4 separate regions of the Homo sapiens genome follow, and regions 2, 3 and 4 are each linked to region 1. The links are chromatin contacts, found by Hi-C or POLR2A ChIA-PET in ENCODE. All regions are on one chromosome and are shown on one strand. The core of a region is the stretch at or near the end of the contact, and the rest is flanking DNA. Distances in the headings are between cores, read along the strand shown. Region 1 holds the start of PCBD2 (pterin-4 alpha-carbinolamine dehydratase 2). Region 2 holds the start of LINC02999 (long intergenic non-protein coding RNA 2999). Region 3 has its middle 46 kb from the start of SAR1B. Region 4 overlaps JADE2 (jade family PHD finger 2).

Region 1 (2,742 bases), core at 10-2,509:
TGCCTTGTCCTCCCAAAGTGCTGTGATTACAGGTGCGGGCCACCATGCCTGGCCTGCTTAAACTATTCAGTTAAAAACAAACAAAAAAGAGGCCGGGCGCGGTGGCTCACGCCTGTAATCCCAGCACTTTAGGAGGCCGAGGCGGGCGGATCACGAGGTCAGGAGATTGAGGCCATCCTGGCTAACACTGTGAAACCCCGTCTCTACTAAACATACAAAAACAAAATTAGCCGGGCGTGGTGGCGGGTGACTGTAGTCCCAGCTACTCGGGAGACTAAGGCAGGAGAATGGCGTGAACCCGGGAGGCGGAGCTTGCAGTGAGCCGAGATCGCGCCACTGCACTCCAGCCTGGGCGACAGAGCGAGACTCCGTCTCAAAAAAAAAAAAAAAAAAAAAAGATACAAGTGAGTATTCTTAATAGTATGTCAATTACATCTCAAAAAAGTCAAAAAAAAAAAAAAAAAAAGAATGAAAGAATACCTCCCCAAAAATGATACAAGAAAAGATTCACCTAAATCTGTTCACAGCTGTCTGCAGAGCTCCTACTGTGTGCTGAGCCTGGGGGTAAACAGGGCACGGACACGTTTGGGAGGGGATTACAGGCCGGGTTTCCACACTTTTTGGTCCAGGCAAACCCAGACGAGCCAGCTGGCTCAAGAACTTGGCAGCTGCGTGATGACTGAACAGAGGCTGCGTTCGAACCCACTACTGCAAGACTTAGGAGCCCCCGATGGGAACTGCCGTGGTTCACTGCCCCAGCCCCGCCGCTCAACTGCCCCGCCCTGGCCTACGACATCCTCCTGCCCGCATGGACTGCGCGCAGCGCCGCCAAGCGGGGAGCCCAGCTCGGTGCTAGCGCCCGCGAAGCGGAGGAGGCCGGCGCCCGAGGCTGGGCGAAGTTCCTCCTAGCGCAGCGAGGACCGGAGGGCAAGGCCAGCGCGCGCCGGGCGACCTGCGTCCCGGGCACAGACGCGACGGGCCCGCACGGGGCGGGGACCGCGCGCGCCTGCTGGGCCTACGGCTGTGGGGCGCGCAGAGTCCACCTGGCGGCCAAGGGCGCTGGCGACCGCTGAAGCTCCTGGGGGTGTTCGGGGTCCGGGCTGCGCCTGTGCCCGCGGGAAGGCTGGGCGCTTCCCACACACAGACCCCGCTCCGGGCCAGCCCCGCAGGGAGACTACCAGGGCTGGCGGTAGCTGGGCGTGGTCGGGTCGGGGGCGGCTGTGGGCGGCCGGCAGGCAGCGCGCGGGGCAGCCCTCGGCAGACGGCCAATGGCGGCGGTGCTCGGGGCGCTCGGGGCGACGCGGCGCTTGTTGGCGGCGCTGCGAGGCCAGAGCCTAGGGCTAGCGGCCATGGTGAGTGCACAGCGGCCGCGTGGGTGGGGGTCCGGGGTCGGGGGGCGGTGCGAGGCCCGGCGGCGTCGGCTGAGGGACCAGCGGGACTGGGGCGAACCCGGCGTGGGCCGAGCCTTGGAGCTCGGGCGTCGGGTCACCGCGTCCCGGGACTGACCACCTGTCCGGTGCGCCGCTCAGAGACCGGGGTGGCCGCAGCCTCCGCCACTTGCCCTTGACTTTACACTTCCGCCGAAGCCTACGAACTTGCCAACCGGAAACAAATGGGAACGAATTTTGTTCAGCAACTACAAAAGGCAGATGTGAAAAGTAGTTGCAGAACAATTCGGTGCCCGCTGCCGCTCGTTGTGCTGAGGACGAACGGCGCTGCGGGCCTGGCTCCCTATGGCGGCTCCCTGCTCGCGCTTCACTCCAAGGGGAACCCACAGAGGTTTTGGAGGAGTTATTAATAAATTGTCTTTTTTGGTGACATATTGACTTTTCTTTCCTTTTCCAAGGGGCCGTCAGTTTTCCTGCTGTAGAAATTAATATTTTGGAGTAAATGGAGGGAAAGTTTTAACATGCAGCACCACCTAGTGGAAAAGTGGTGCGTTAAACTCACCATCTCATTTTAAGTTGCATTTTAACCGCCCATTTCAGTTTGAAATGTTTTGTTTTGTTTTGTTTTTTCGACACGGAGTCTCGCTGTATCGCCGAGCCCGGAGTGGAGTGGCGCGATCTCGGCTCACTGCAACCTCCATCTCCTGGGTTCACGCTATTCTCCTGCCTCACCCTCCCGAGTAGCTGCGATTACAGGCGCGTGCCATTTCGCCCAGGTAATTTTTTATATTTTTAGTAGAGAGGGGTTTTCGCCATGTTGGCCAGGCTAGTCTCGAACTCCTGACCTCAGGTGATCTACCTGCCTCGGCCTCCCAAAGTGCTGGGATTACAGGCGCGAGCCACTGCGCCTGGCCTGAAATTCTTTAATAGAAGAATTTTTTTTTTTTTTTTTTTTTTTTTTTGAGAAGGAGAATCACGCCGTCACCCAGGCTGGAGTGCAGTGGCGCGATCTCGGCGTATTGCAAGCTCCGCCTCCCGGGTTCACGCCATTTTCCTGCCTCAGCCTCCCGAGTAGCTGGGACAACAGGCGCCCGTCGCCACGCCCGGCTAATTTTTTTGTATTTTTAGTAGAGGCGGGGTTTCACCGTGTTAGCCAGGATGGTCTCGATCTCCTGACCTCGTCATCCACCCTCCTCGGCCTCCCAAAGTGCTGTAATAGAAGAAATTTAAAATAGCTCGAAGACGGAGGAAGATAGGCACTCCGCCGCTTCTTGTCCACGAAGGGGAGAACACAAGTTGAGTGCCTACTGTCACCTAGGCGTGTCTTCAGGCGTACTCTGCCCCAGGTGCTAGT
Region 2 (2,796 bases), core at 81-2,580, 470 kb before region 1:
AGTGCTTGAAGGTCTGGTCCATCTCCTGTGCATGAATAAAAAGCAAGGGGAACGCTGAAATATCATCTCTTTGGAATTCAGCATGAGCCCCACTTCTCTACTCTCCTGTGTTGACACATTAGTGCTATTGTGTTGCATCTGCTGGTGGATCTCCTTTCATCTGCAGGCCACACAAAACCCCCTCATGTAAAGCTGCACACAAGGCTCTCAAATTATGAGGACACTTTAGCAGTCATTCCTCTTATAGAAGGGCTCACAGTCTTAGGGAAGGATTGCTGCCATTTCAGTGTGCTCCACTGTGCCCTGATACAGAAAGTCCAGACAAGCTAAGGCGGGAAAGCCAGGCTGGGAGCCCGTGACAGGGAAAAGTTAGCAGACGAGTGAGTAGACCAGATGGATAGGGCTTTGAATGCCACACCAAGGTCTTTGGATTTTTCTGCAGGCATTGGGAGCCACCCAAGGATTTTGAGCAGGAGAGTAACATGAGACAAACTGTGCTTTCAGAAAATTAAGTTGGCCGGGAGGAGTGGCTCACACCTGTTATCCCAGCACTTTAGGAGGCCGAGGCAGGTGGATCACCTGAGGTCAGGAGTTCAAAACCAGCCTGGCCAACATGGCCAAACCCCATCTCTACTAAAAATACAAAAATTAGTCGTGCGTAGTGTTAGGCGCCTGTAGTCCCAGTTACTTGGGAAGCTGCGGCAGGAGAATTGCTTGAACTCAGGAGGCAGAGGTTACAGTGAGCCAAGATTGCACCACTGCACTCCAGCCTGGGTGACAGAGCGAGACCCTGTCTCAGAAAAATAAATAAATAAAAATACAAAAATTAGCTGGGTGTGGTGGCAGGCACCTGTAGTCCCAGCTACTTGGGAGGCCGAGGCAGGAGAATCGCTTGAACGCGGGAGCTGGAGGTTGCAGGGAACGGAAGTTGCAGTGAACTGAGATTGCGCCACTGCACTCCAGCCTGGGCAACAGAGTGAGACCCTGTGTCAAAAGAAAAAAAAAAAGGAAAATTAAGTTGATAGCTGTAGCTCAGAAGGTTCAGAGAGGGAGAGGCTAGAGTCCAGGGGGCTCTAGATCAGATCACTGGGAGACCTTTGTAAAAATCCACACCCCAGGCCAGGCACAGTGGCTCACGCCTGTAATCCCAGCACTTTGAGAGGCCGAGGCGGGTGGATTATCTGAGGTCGGGAGTTTGAGACCAACCTGACCAACATGGAGAAACCCTATCTCTGCTAAAAATACAAAATTAGCCAGGCGTGGTGGCACATGCCTGTAATCCCAGCTACTCGTGAGGCTGAGGCAGAAGAATCACTTGAACCCGGGAGGTGGAGGTCGCGGTGAGCCGAGATTGTGCCATTGCACTCCAGCCTGGGCAAGGAGAGCAAAACTCCGTCTCAAAAAAAAAAATCCACACCCCAGCCTCTGCCCTTCAAGATTTTGTTTCAGGTGGTTTGGGGAGGGAACTAGGAATCTGCATTCTCAAAACATTCCACAGGTGCAGAGGTCATTGTGACAGGCTGCTAAAGGGGACCAGACCCCAAATATGGGGCTGGGAGTCTAGGGAGAGAGGGGAAATAGATGGGGATGCTACCCTGAGGCGAGCCCCACCTGGCCTCTGCCTGTTTAAGGGGCTGAAGGGAGGAAAACATGAAGAAGACCATCAAACTGGGCCAGGAGAGCTGCCTGGAGACTGGTGCCCGGCCTGCAAGGCAACCTTAGAAGAAAATCAGATTTGGGAGATGATGACATGGGACATTCCAGGTGACAAAGGGGCCTGGGACTTGGGGGATGGTGAATCTGTGAGCACCTGGCTCCTACTTACAGTCATGGAGTATGTGGAACTGGGAAGGGAAACTGTCATTCACATCTCTCAGTCAAAGATACGTAGGCACATGCATGGACACAAACATAGCCCTCTTCTGCAGGAGTCAGAAAGGCTGGTGATTCAGAGACTGGGCTCTGTAATCCAGCAGCCCTGGATTGAAATCCTGACTCTGTGGCTCTGGCTGAGTCACCTGTCCTCTGTGAGCAACAGCCTCCTCACCTATAGAAAGAAAATGTTGCCAGCAGTTAACTCAATATGGCTTTGTGGTGACTCGATGAGATGCTGCATGCAGAGGCTGGACACAGTGCCTGACACAAGGAGAGACTCTGTATGGAAGCTCTAAGGGTAATACTAAAAAATGCAATCTCACTTCTGAAGCCAGGGAGCCATAAAGTATTTCATTCAGAGTGCAAGGAAGAAAGTCCACAGGAAGACATGAAGCCTTTTTTTTTTTTTATACAGAGTTTTGCTCTGTTGCCCAGGCTGGAGTGCAGTGGCATGATTTTGGCTCACTGCAACCTCTGCCTCCCAGGTTCAAGCGATTGTTGTGCTTCAGCCTCCCGAGTAGCTGAGCTTACAGATGCACGCCACCACGCCCAGCTAATATTTTGTATTTTAAGAGAGATGGGGTTTCACCATGTTGGCCAGGCTGGTCTTGAACTCCTGACCTCAAGTGATCCACCGGCCTCAGCCTCCCAAAGTGCTGGGATTACAGGTGTGAGCCACCATGCCCAGCCAGCATGAAGCCTTTCATTTGCTGCTACCCATTCCGTATGGCTTTCTCTGGGTGTGTGTTTGGTGAGTCCTTTGCCTTTGGTTTCTAGGACTCATAGAGAAATGACAGACCCTTCCTACTGCATTTAATTGGAGAGGAGCACAGAGACCTGAGATTATAATGATGACGTCTTAAATGTCAAGTGCTTCAAAAGTCTGCTGTTGCACTCACTGTCACCCTAAACAGCTCTGGA
Region 3 (2,754 bases), core at 20-2,519, 320 kb before region 1:
CTGTTTCAAAAAACAAACAAACAAAAACAGATATAGGGAATTTTAATAATATATTTTATTTAACCCATTACATCCAAATGTCTTTAAACATGTAATCAATGTAAAATAACTATTAATGAGAGATTTTGCATTCTTTTCACAATCCAGGGTGTATTTTACACTTACAGCACATCTCAATTCAGACTAGCCACATTTCAAGTGCTCAAAGCCACATGTGGCTAGTAGCTACCCTGTTGGGCAGCAGAGCCCTAGAGACCCTCAGCCTTCCCTTGAGTTGCCCAGGAGTCATCCAGGCTCCTATGGAGTGAGAGACAGATAGCCATGAGGAACCCCTGACCCCCTTCCCCAAGGGAAGGCAGGAGGTTGAGGACCACCAGGCCTGGCCCTGCATTCCCAGCCCTGGTCCCTCTGGGATCCTCTCTGCACCAGCCTACATGGCTGCTTGAGGGTGGGAGTCTCACATTTGATTAGCACTCCTAGGCTTCTCCCCTGGAGTTGGCTATCCCTGCCCGCTGAGAGCCCCTGAGTGTGGGACTGGAGGAGGATGGCACTGACCTGGTCGCAGCTCCCTCATGGTGGGCCAGTCCTCTTGCCACCAGGACTCACAGCTGATGGCATAGGGATCTGATGGGAGGCTGGGGGTGGTCTTGGGGACTACCTTTGTTTTTGTTTTTGTTTTTTTGAGACGGAGTCTCACTCTGTTGGCCAGCCTGGAGTGCAGTGGCGCGATCCCTCCTCACTACAACCTCTGCCTCCCGGGATCAAGCGATTCTCCTGCCTCAGCCTCCCAAGTAGCTGGGACTACAGGCACTCGCCACCACGTCTGGCTCATTTTTTGTATTTTTAGTAGAAACGGGGTCTCACCAGGCTGCCCAGGCTGGTCTCGATTTCCTGACCTCGTGATCTGTCTGACTCGGCCTCCCAAAGTGCTGGGATTACAGGTGTGAACCACTGCGCCCAGCCTAGGGAACCACCTTTCATTCATGCAGATATTGAGATATTGATTCAGCACTCACTGAGAATCTGCTGCAGGGCCCTGAGGACACTGTGGGGACAACACGCCCCTTCCAGAGACCAGGCCAAAGTGGGAGACAGACTTTAAGTAGATAATCACAAATCAGTGTGCAGTGACACACTGAGACTGTGCTGCTAGTGAGAGAGTATTAATCTGTGGGGTGAGGAAAGTCTCCATTGCCCTCTCTGAATTCCCTTAGTCGCTCCAAACTCCTGCAAGATAGGGTCTGGGGCGCCCCCTGCTGCCCGCTAGGCCCTAGCCCTGGCAACTCCCACCGCGGGTGGCAAGGCCCACAGGGCCAGGGCCAACCCCTCATTTCCAGGTTGCAGAGCTCCAGCCTCCCCCTCCTCTGTCCCTGCTGAGGCTCCTGCACTCCAGCACCTCCTGCTGCATGCCCCCTTGCCAGCCAGGGCAGAGTAGAGTCTTCTCTATCAGGCTTCAGTGACAGGGTGGTTGTTAAGGGACGAGGCGCCTCTTGGGAGAATAAACTATTGGCTGAGGTCCGCTGGGTGCCCAGTCCCGGGTTGGATGGGTGGCTAAGGAGACCCAGACCCTGCCAAAGAAAGGAAGGAAGTTCACAGCAGAGTGGAGAGAGAGAGAGCACTTGGTCCTTCTAGAGCTGGCCTCAGTCCTCCTTGCAGCCTCCGACTGTGTTCAGAGCGGCCAGAGGAGGCAGCAAAGGCATCTTTTCTTGGCGATGAAAGCTTCAGGACTCACATAGGCACCTCTGGCCCATGCTGGAAATGCAGGTAGCTCCAAGTGGCCTCGCAACTACCCTGTCTCAAAAAAAAAAAAAAAAAAAAAAAAAAAAAAAAAGAAAAGAAAATTAAAATAAAAATAATGAATAAAAAAGAGGAGGGCCGGGCGCGGTGGCTCACACCTGTAATCCCAGCACTTTGGGAGGCCGAGGCAAGCGGATCACAAGGTCAAGAGTTTGAGACCAGCCTGGCCAACATGGTGAAACCCCGTCTCCACTAAAAATACAAAAATCAGCCAGGCATGGTGGCGGGCACCTGTAATCCCAGCTACTCAGGAGGCTGAGGCAGGAGAATCCCTTGAACCCAGGAAGCAGAGGTTGCAGTGAGCCGAGATGGTGCCATCACACTCCAGCCTGGGTGACAGAGCAAGACTCCATCTGAAAAAAAAAGGAGATTGGCCAGGAGTGGTGGCTCATGTCTGTAATACCAGTGCTTTAGGAAGCTGAATTGGGAAGATCGCTTGAGCCCATGAGTTCAGGCCCAGCCTGAGCAACATAGTGAGACCTCATCTCTACTGCAAAAAAAAAAAAAAAAAAAAAAAAAAAAAAAAAAGAGACAGGGTCTCACTCTTTGAGATAGGGTCTCACTCTGCTGCCTAGGCTAGAGCACAGTGGTGCAATCACAGCTCACTGTAGCCTTCAACTCCTGGGCTCAAGTGATCCTCCCACCTCAGCCCTTGGTCTCTCAAAGCTCTGGGATTACAGGCATGAACCACCATACCTGTCTGAAGAAAATTTTTTTAGAGAGATAATAAAATATGGACTTCAAGGCAGCCTTTTGAGTTCAGATGGACTCCCTGCCAAGAGTCAAAGGGAGGGAAGAAAGGATGGGGTTTCAGTCAAGCAGGTGGCTTAAGGGCAAGCTCATCGTAGCAGAGTATTGCTTGGCCCCCAGTACTCCAAGCCAGGCCTGAGCTCAGAAGCATCCGCACCAGCCCATTCTGAGGAAACATGGGTAGGGATACAGGGTCCCCATTTGCTG
Region 4 (2,880 bases), core at 91-2,590, 360 kb before region 1:
GGAGGGAGGCTCTCCAGCCTGGTTCAAAGATCTAAGCAACGTCAGGGAGTGTGGGTGGGGGCAGTCCACCACTCCATGTCCTTCCCACAGGGGCTGGGGAATTAACAAATTTTTGCCCCACCCCGGACTTGCCGGAGGTGTGAAGGACAGTTCTGGGAGAGACCTGGAGGCCAGCCGCATGTTTTGGAGGGCTACTGTTTGAGGTAGTGTCCTCCTCTGGCCTGGGCAGAGACACAGGCGGAAGGGCAGGCCAAGCGGTGGGGGTTTCCCCAAGCAGGCTGTCTTGAGGTAGAAAGCTGCATTTTCAGGAAGTCAGAGTCCCCAGAAGTCAGCCAGTGGGCAGAGGCCTGGGTCTCTGGACCGGGAGCTGCTGATGCTGATCAAAATCAGCAAGTGCTTAAGAGTACCTAGTGGGCCTAGCTCAGTGCTGGGGACAGAAAGCACAGGCCCTGTCCCTGGGGAGCTTGTCCTTTGTCAGCAGGATGCAGGTGCTACACAGGAAGGTGTCTGTTATGGGAGGTGCAGCCTGGCTTTGCCAAAACACCCAGGCTTTGCCCGAGGACATCTGTGACCCCAGGCGAGTGAGCCTCAGAGCCCTTATCATAGAGTTCTGCCCTGGGTCCTCCCAGGGAGTTGATGATCTGTAGATGTGACTCCTTCCCGAGACTCATGGAGCCCTGGGGGGTGAAGGGAACCCCAGAGGTGAGTGGGGCAGGAGGTGGGGAGTGTCGGGTAAAGCAGGCCACCCTGAGCTGGAAGCCTGGATGGTGGGAGTGGGGATTCAGCTGTCAGCTCCTCTATAGGCTGTGGTGACAAATTAGTACATCCCTAGTTGCATGTACCACTGAGGCCCTTCACCAATGTGTAGCACTTAGTCCCTGGGGAAGGGGCCTGAGAGAAGCCTCTGCTGCCAGCAAGAGGGTGTCCCCCAGACCCAGTGTCCTTGAAAGTCCCTCTATATGGAGTGCCACCCCCCACTCCCCCAAAAAACACAGCGAGTGGAGATGCAGCTTCTTAGCTCAACCCATGCTTTTAAAAATGGAATCCTCCTTCTACCCTGGGTGAAGGGTAAAGACAGGGGTGGCCAGATTGTGTTGGGGCTCCAAACCACAGGATAAATAAGATGCCTTCTGAGGAGCAGAGGTGTTATCCAGATGTTTGAAATGCCATTTTATAGTAGAACAATGAAGGCGTATGGTACAGTAAAATGCAAAATGCCCATAATTTGATAGATAAAACAGGAGAATCCAAAAAAAGGTTTTGTGCTTGCCCTTGTGGTTTTGAGCCAAGTTTCCAGCCCACCAGCAGTTCCTTTGCTACCCTGTGAGGCAGGCGGGTTGGGGCGAGCCCTTCCGCTAGGCTAAGTGCCTGCTTTCTGAGACTCACACTGCCTTTCTCTGGGGTGGGGGGCAGGATCCACTTCTATAGTTGGAAACGTTGCTGCTCCGCCAGCTGGAAGGGCCTCCTGGCCTCTGGGACTTGTCTTGCAAAAGAAATGTGTGTAATAAATTCTCTTTAAGAGCAGGAAGTGCTGTTATCCTCATGAAAATAAAAGAAAGAGACGTTGAGTGGGGTTTTTTTTTTTTTAAGTGTCTTACGAACTTAGCCTAGTGGTAGCTTGCAACACAACTGGGCAGGGGGTAGCTATTCTCATAGCCCTTCTTTCGTGTTTTATACTGAATTTTAACTGCATAAGTTTGCTCTTGGCTGGGAAACTCTTTATCAGGTTCCGGCCCAGAAAAGATTTTTTAAAAGAAGAGCCCTCTGTGTCTTGCAAGCAGTATTGCTGTGGTTAAAGGACAGTGGGGACCTCACACAAGTGGTTTCACCTTTCTGAATCTCAGTCTCCACATCTGTAAAATGGGGGTAATATGAATTAGGAGCCACGATATATGTAAAACTTTAACATAATACCTGACATGCCTTAACAGGGCAATTACCTTTCTCTGTTAGCTGTCATTTCTAATGAGATGAGGTGCTCAGAAAACAATTGTGATGAGGTTGGCTCTTTAAGTACAGACCTTCAAACTTTCCTTGAGGGGTGAGGAAGAAGGCACCACTTCCAGCTCTACGTTGGGACTTTTGGTGTAGACAGATGTCCAGGAGAGATTGTCCTGGCCAAAGCCATTTTAATTGGCTTTGGGACAGTGACCAAGACCAGTTTCTCAGTTTCACCTGGAAGAATCCTGCCAGCCTCCTGCCTCTTCTCTCCCTGCTAAGACAGGGCAGGAAAGTTTAGTCATACTTCATACAAATCCTGGGATTCATTCATTCATTCATTCACTGACTCTTTACACAAGCATTTCGTTTTTTGTTTTTTTGTTTGTTTGTTTGTTTGTTTGTTTGTTTTGAGACAGGGTCTCCCTCTGTCACCCAGGCTGGAGTGCAGTGGCATGATCTCAGCTCACTGCAGCCTCTACCTCCTGGGCTCAGGCAGTCCTCCCGCTTGAGCCCCCCAGGTAGTTGGGACTACAGGCAAGCCACCATAACTGGCTAATTTTTGTTCCACAAGCATTTCTTGAGTACCTGCTGTGTGTCAAACACTGTGCCAAAAGCAGGCACAGTGATAAACAGGACATATGCAGTCCCTGTCTTCTTGCAGCTTGACTATTAGAAGAGATGGACATTAAAAATATAATTGCACAAATAGGCTGGGCGTGGTGGCTCACACCTGTAATCCCAGCACTTTGGGAGGCTGAGGTGGGTGGATCACTTGAGGTCAGGAGTTCGATACCAGCCTGGCCAAGATGGTGAAATCCTGTCTCTACTAAAAACATAAAAATTAGCTGGGCGCGGTGGCCGGTGCCTGTAATCCCAGCTACTCAGGAGGCTGAGGCAGGAGAATCGCTGGAACCTGGGAGGCGGAGGTTGCAGTGAGCC

The links. Hi-C counts contacts between places; a loop is a spot of excess contacts on that map. ChIA-PET counts read pairs that join two places held with the same protein, here RNA polymerase II (POLR2A). Pooled maps may share reads with other maps.
Region 2: a map of mammary epithelial cell shows a loop between it and region 1 (7-fold over the local background). The contact joins the promoter of LINC02999 here to the promoter of PCBD2 in region 1. A Hi-C loop is called at or near these places in 1 of 168 maps with a recorded cell type or tissue (mammary epithelial cell) and 3 of 50 pooled maps. POLR2A ChIA-PET finds 5 or more read pairs at or near these places in 4 of 52 experiments (B cell, H1, OCI-LY7 and 1 more).
Region 3: a map of HCT116 shows a loop between it and region 1 (9-fold over the local background). The contact joins the enhancer-like site here to the promoter of PCBD2 in region 1. A Hi-C loop is called at or near these places in 10 of 168 maps with a recorded cell type or tissue (B cell, Caco-2, GM12878 and 6 more), 18 of 37 single-sample maps with no recorded cell type and 19 of 50 pooled maps. POLR2A ChIA-PET finds 5 or more read pairs at or near these places in 8 of 52 experiments (A549, CD4-positive, alpha-beta T cell, CD4-positive, alpha-beta memory T cell and 5 more).
Region 4: a map with no recorded cell type shows a loop between it and region 1 (12-fold over the local background). The contact joins the enhancer-like site here to the promoter of PCBD2 in region 1. A Hi-C loop is called at or near these places in 3 of 37 single-sample maps with no recorded cell type and 10 of 50 pooled maps. POLR2A ChIA-PET finds 5 or more read pairs at or near these places in 4 of 52 experiments (WTC11, activated B cell, activated T-cell and 1 more).

The regions. Positions count from the first base shown.
Region 1 is chr5:134,903,872-134,906,613 of GRCh38, forward strand. It overlaps PCBD2 (pterin-4 alpha-carbinolamine dehydratase 2), which reads left to right and starts at 1,260. Exons shown (of 4, transcript NM_032151.5): 1 at 1,260-1,352. The coding sequence starts at 1,269. RefSeq lists a silencer at 816-1,575 and enhancers at 1,173-1,757, 1,758-2,343.
Region 2 is chr5:134,433,717-134,436,512 of GRCh38, forward strand. LINC02999 (long intergenic non-protein coding RNA 2999) reads right to left here and starts at 1,331. Exons shown (of 3, transcript NR_105044.1): 1 at 1,274-1,331. RefSeq lists an enhancer at 2,502-2,796.
Region 3 is chr5:134,585,707-134,588,460 of GRCh38, forward strand. No RefSeq gene overlaps it. Among named protein-coding and RNA genes, the nearest start is that of SAR1B, 46 kb to the right of the region's middle. Within about 2 kb of position 1,270, at least 8 of the 41 ENCODE cell types and tissues checked have a DNase peak (open chromatin) inside an H3K27ac peak, as active enhancers do; they include HCT116, where a contact is called at or near this core.
Region 4 is chr5:134,543,837-134,546,716 of GRCh38, forward strand. The region is part of intron 3 of JADE2 (jade family PHD finger 2); the gene reads left to right. Among named protein-coding and RNA genes, the nearest start is that of JADE2, 20 kb to the left of the region's middle. RefSeq lists enhancers at 1-194, 295-564, 625-724, 985-1,324. Within about 2 kb of position 1,341, at least 20 of the 41 ENCODE cell types and tissues checked have a DNase peak (open chromatin) inside an H3K27ac peak, as active enhancers do.